Regions from separate parts of the Homo sapiens genome. Here region 1 is linked to region 2. The links are chromatin loops, found by intact Hi-C in ENCODE. Cell type or tissue: HCT116. All regions are shown on one strand. Links, peaks and the distances in the headings refer to the core of each region. The heading gives the core; the rest is flanking DNA.

Evidence for each region. A loop is a pair of places that touch in the nucleus more often than their neighbours do. Peaks named below come from ENCODE experiments on the same cell type or tissue, not always from the same donor. Only the 100,000 strongest peaks of a DNase experiment are listed, where the experiment ranks them.
Region 1: a loop joins it to region 2, with 16 times the contacts of the local background. A loop is called at or near these places in 7 of 110 quality-filtered maps.

Annotation. Positions count from the first base shown.
Region 1 is chr22:39,806,936-39,809,848 of GRCh38, forward strand. The region is part of intron 5 of ENTHD1 (ENTH domain containing 1); the gene reads right to left. Among named protein-coding and RNA genes, the nearest start is that of ENTHD1, 85 kb to the right of the region's middle. In HCT116, for the core only: a CTCF peak has its summit at 1,314 (motif pointing left); a DNase peak (open chromatin) is centred at 1,316; H3K27me3 peaks cover 1,065 bases.
Region 2 is chr22:39,533,460-39,536,372 of GRCh38, forward strand. No RefSeq gene overlaps it. Among named protein-coding and RNA genes, the nearest start is that of RPS19BP1, 2.2 kb to the left of the region's middle. RefSeq lists silencers at 1,285-1,579, 1,445-1,494, 1,555-1,644. In HCT116, for the core only: a CTCF peak has its summit at 1,502 (motif pointing right); a DNase peak (open chromatin) is centred at 1,503; H3K4me3 peaks cover 743 bases; H3K27ac peaks cover 1,281 bases.

The DNA.
Region 1 (2,913 bases), core at 189-2,688, 270 kb after region 2:
GGGGGAAGCAGTTCAGTGTACCAAGCTGGAACATCAGAGGCTGGGGGAAGAAAGGAGGTTAAAGGTGAGGCTGCAGGGGTGAGCACAGGCCAATGTGGGAAGGAGCTTACCTGCCACACTAAGTTGTTAGAACTTTATCCTAAGGGAGCTTCTCAGAATTGTGACTGATCAGAGCTTCATTTTAGGAATGTCCTAAGTCTCTAATTCTGTTTTGACCCCTGATTGCTTCCCTAACTTGCTCACCTCCAGTCCTTTCTTTACAATGCATTCACAGTCATCTTCCTACAGCAAGGATCTGGCTGTATCATGTCCTTGCTTAAAACACATCAAAGGCTCCCCATTGTTTTTCAGACGCAATAAAAACTCCTCAACATGGCTTATCCTACGTGCCACTTTGCCAGGGAAGCTCCAGGTTTACATCTGTTACCCTGGCATAATTTTTCACTTTCACTCTCTAAAGTGGCCTGACTGAACAATAAACATATGGCCACCTCTTCTACACCTGATCTTAGCCCAAAGGCCGGGAAGCAATATGGTCACCTTTACATATAAGACCTTGCTCACCTCTTCAAGGCCTCTCCTGCCATCCACCTCATCCTGAGGCTCTGCTAAACTTCCTTCCATTCTCCCAACTGGCCAAGTCTCTCTTGCCCACTCCTCCTGTTCCTCCCACCCCAGCCTCTCACATTGTTCATGCTGCCTGAGATTCTCTTCTCTCCTCACTTGGTTTGGCTCATTCTGCGTAGTAGGCAAAATAGTGCAGTGAACTGTTTTTCAAAATGTGGGTTGTGACCAATTAGTGGGTAGTGAAATAAATTTTGTGGGTCACATCTAAATTTTTTTAAAAAGTAAAATGACTAAGATAGATCAGAGTACACTGTCAATAAACATTGTTTTGTGAAACTGTGAAACTCTTGTTTTAGGGGTGTGTGTGTGTATATATATATACGTACGTGTGTGTGTGTGTGTGTGTGTGTGTATATATATACTGGGTCATGACATAAAAGGCATTTCTGACTGTGGGTCACAGTCAAAAGGTTTGAAACACATCAGCGTAGGCTCTGGGGTTACACCAGCAGCTTGGTCTAAATGCTGACTTTGCCACTTCCTAGTTCTGTGACTGAGGGCAAATTTTTAAAAATCTCTTTGTGGACTTTCTTCATCTGTCTCATAAGATTGTTATGAAGATTAAATGAGCTCGACCATTTAAAAGTACACCCAGCACACACAACATGAGTGTTGGCTACTGCTACTATCATCACCCATCCCTCTCATTCCAGCTTGGACATCACTTTCTCCAGAAAGCGCCCCCTGCTGTCCTAAGGCAGGGTTAGGTGCCCTCCTGTACATGTTCGTGTCCTCTCCCTATCCTGATACCTCATTTGTTTGATTAGGTCTGTTAAGCCACTAGACTGGAAGCTGCATAAAGGCAGGAACTTGTTCACCATTGACTACCTAGCAGTTAGCACAGTGCTTAGTACACAGTAGGCATTTAGTAAATTTCTGTGGGATGAATAACTTACCCTTTGAAAGAAACATACAGCTGTTTCATTCTAATAAAAAGTCAACTTGGAACTTCCACACTTGAGAGGTCATGGTCATTTTAATCAAGAATCTCTCAGTTTAGATTAGTCTTCGTTCTCCTAATTTGAACTGTCAAAGGGGTTGTATGACATTGTTATAATACATACACTCATTAGTAATGGGAAAAAGTTTAGGTTGGATGGCTTCTTGACCTAAAATTCATAAATAGTTCAAAAGTCAGTGTCTCTTAATATTCTTTTAATTATCACAATAATGAAAAAAGTTGGCCACTGCAGATAAAGAATGGCATGTTTAAATGTACTTACCACCCTTCTGGTCTTTTAATTGACTTCTACTGCAAGTGTGGCTTTGTTTTATTTATTCATTCTTATCAATGAAAGCCTTTAGTAGTCTCATTTATCTGTTTTTCATGCATGAATCATGCTTTCCCATATTTTTAAAGTAAAAAAGAGGGGGGAATTAAGTTTAAAAAGGTTTTAATTGGATGTCTTAATGTCAACCACATAATACACAGTTACTATGTTGATACCCTCTCGAATTTCTACAGTCAGTTCTATAATTTGAGGCACACTTTGCAATGCTCTGATGATTGATATAAAGACACTTTTAAGGAAATGTGAAGGCAGGCAGCAACTTTCCCCAAAATGGAGGACATTGTAAATGCATCCAATTTATGAACAACACACAAAAACTGTATGCAATGGCTTGAAAAGCAGCCTATATACCTAGAAGCAGCCAAAGAACACAGGCCAAAGTCAGTGCTGTGCTAGTGGCAGATTCACTAGGATATCAGAGAGTGGTCTGGGGACTCCTGGGTCACACTACTCCTTCCTAAATCAGACAAACACATAGTTACACAGTAAGTCAGATGCTGATAAGTGCTATAGAGTGAATGAGCAGAGAAGAGGGAGGAGCACCACTGGCAGTGGGAAGGTGTTGATTTTGAATAAAATGTCCAGGAAAGCCTCCCTGAGACTGTAACATCTCAACAGGATGTGAAAAGAATGAGAGCGTGAGAATGTGCCATGTGTGTAGGACTCAGAAAAAGGGCACTTCTCTGGCACACTGGAGAGGGAGCTTAAAAGCTCCATGAGATGGGACTGTCGGGATGGATCTATTACATACAATTTGCTCAGCCACCTTTTAATTGCCTTGGAGGACACTCTGTTCACTAAGGCATTTAAAAAGCATACTTTGATGGGGCACCAGCATCTCTGAAGAGCTCTGTAGTGGTTGTCATCTGTAGGCTGAGATGACCAGGGATAACAGGGATGGTGCAATGGAATTGGGTTTCCTGATCTCACTGGGAATACTGGGGTCCTGGAGCAGTAAAAGCAAATAGCAGTGCTTAACTCTTGGAGACAAGCT
Region 2 (2,913 bases), core at 222-2,721:
TTCCGCCTCCCGGGTTCAAGCGATTCTTTTGCCTTAGCCTCCCGAGTAACTGAGATTACAGACGCCCGCCACCACGGCCGGCTAATTTTCTTTTTAAAAAATTTTTAGTAGAGACGGGGTTTTGCCATGTTGGCCAGGCTGGTCTTGAACTCCGGACCTCAAGTGATCCGCCCACCTCAGCCTCCCAAAGTGCTGGGATTACAGGAGTGAGGGGATTCTGAAGTTTTAAATGTAAGAAGCTTCTTAGACCAAAACATTTGAGCCCCTCTGGCCTAGAAGTGACACTGCTTACCTGGGGGAGGAGCCCTGGGCTTGTTCGCTGCTCCATCTGCAGCTGGCAGCCCAGCACCTGGCATGGAGAAGACACGCAATAAGTGAACGGTGAATCAGAAGGGACCACTGGGTTCACTCAGCCGGGTTCTGAGGGCCTTCTGTGTACTTGACACCACAGAGTGTGGGACCTGGAGTTCGTCCTCCGGGATAGACCACACCGTTTAAGCTCCATCGGCTAGAGAGTAATAATAACAACCAACACAAACTCAAGCATTTGTGCTGTTCTACGTGCTTTACATTTGTTAACTTGTTTATCCCCCCTACCCTTCCAGGTAGGAATTGTCTTTTGCATTTTACAGACGAGGAAACAAACACAGAGAGGCGAAGGTCACACGGGTGGAGTCAGGGGTGGGAGTTAAGACTGGCAGCCTGGCCGCAGGATTTGTGGGGGCGCTCCTGTCCCAGCCACCAGGGAGAGCAGTGCTGTGGTGCTGGGTGGGGCCTGTCAAGCCATGGGGTCAGGTAGGCCCCTGGAGGGTGAGGAGGAGCTGACCATGTATGGGCAGCGGGGATTGTTCTAGGCGGAGACCGCTGTAGCGAGGACCTATCCCCTGTGACACACGAGTGGCCCTTCAGGATGCCATGCTGGGCTGGAGGGTCGCAAAGGCCTCAGACTCCATGATTTTGTCCTAAGGGGAGTGTGGGGCCTGGAACCCAGTGACTGTTCAGACATATGCCTCCTTCCTGCTTCTAACATAGCCGGATTGTTGTCTTACTTATTATGTGTATTGCGTATTGTCTGTTTCCCCGCCCATACCCCACTGTAAGCTCCGCAAGGCAGGGATCTTTGTTTTGTTCATTGTTATATCCCTAGCGCCTGGAACAGTGCTTGGCATACGGTAAGAGTTCAGAAACGCACGAAATGAGTGGATGAGAGCTGAGTTTGGGACGCCAGTGAGCCGCTGGGTTGAGGCCCAGGAGGTCGTGGGATGTGCAGCGAGTCAGCCTCTCAGGAGGGCAAAGGACCAAGCTCTGTCCTCCTCCCGATCTAGGCTGAATCAGCCCACGGTCCCCCGGGTGGAGGAGTTTTCTGCCAACGTGCCAGGTGGACCCCTGCAGCGTCCGCAGCCCAGCCGGGCACGGGCGGGACGGCAGGCCAGGCGCTGCCCCAGCCTCCCGCGGAGTTATCAGCACATCCGCGGGGCCGGGCGCATTTCTGCCAATAGGTGGCGCCGCAGGACAGCTTTCTCACGCGGCGAGACTCCAAGGCCTCAGCTGCGCCCACCCGGGCTAGGTGGGGGTGGGGGTCCGGACGTCCTTCTGCCTCGGCTGGCTCCTTGCAGCCAGCACCGTGTGGCCCCGGCTTCCTGCTGTCCCGCACCCCCTCCCACTCTCACCCTGGCCTGGAGGAGTGGCTGGGGAAGCTGAGGCAGAGCCACCAGGCTGGGCTGCCCAGGGCGGGGGGCGAGGTCCCTTCCTGAAAAGTGTGCAAATGACAGCTGGGAGCTGTGTGACCCCAGCAATCCCTTAACAAAGAGTGCCTCAGTTTCCTCATTGGTTGGATGGGGCTTGGCAGGGCAGCATCCCCCTTCTAGGAGAGGTGTGAGAACCGGTGGATCAATACCGTGCCGTGTGGGCCGGGCCTGGGTGGGTCTGCGCCCAGGGACTGCGTGTAGAGGGTGCTACAGCGCTGCCATGCTACCTGCTCCCTCTGGGCAAGACGGGATGGGCAGGGGCAGCCACTGTTGGGCCCAAGCAGATCACCCCACAGCCCGCATTTGGGCACCTGCGACCTGCCAGTCTTGACGTTGGCCCTGATGGGTCAAGCTGGGGGAGGGGGAGGGGGGTTGGGCAGCTGCTTCCTGTCTCCCTGTGGGAGGGCGGGTCATGAGGTCTCCCAGGCTAGTTCCCCACCTGGCATGACCCTGGATGAGCGGCTTCACTGCTCTGAGCCTGTTTCCACACTGGGTCCCTGCCTGCCCCTGATCCCCGCACTGAGGCTTTTGGCCACACAGAGGAACCATCGCCATAAAGGGCCCTTCGGCCCCCATGCCCTATGTCTCCTCCCAGGCTCCGTGAAACAGCTTAACTACCCTGGGCCTGGGAGGCTGAGAGGCAGGTGGCTTTCTGCAGGGCTGTGCAGCCCTTCAAGAACAGAGTCAGGACTCAAGCCCAGGTCTCCGGGTCCTAAGCAAGAGTATGTGTGTGGCCCCCAGGGACCAGTGGCCCCCTGGAGAGGGGACCGTAGGGTCTCTGGGAGGTGAGCAGTTCTGGAGAGGGTGTCCTGGTGGTCTGGGGCTGGCACAGATGCCCCGGTTTCCACAAGGCCTCGGCTCACACAGCTGTGTGTCCACAGGCAAGCCGCCCTCCCTCCCCTAGCCCATTTCCTCTTCCGAGGTTTTGGGGGCTTTAGAGAGTATTGTCCAGTCCTCCATACAGGGCCGAGGCGGGAGGCGCCCGGAGCTCCTGGCTCCTGTGGTATGAAGGGAGCACTTGCTCCAGAGCCAGGCTGTACATCCTGGCTTTTCCACTTACTAGCTGTGTGACTTTGGGCAAGTCCCACAACCTCTCTGTGCCTCGGTTTCTTCGTTTATGAGTTGACTATGATAATAATCCCTACCTCATAAGGCTGCTGTGAGG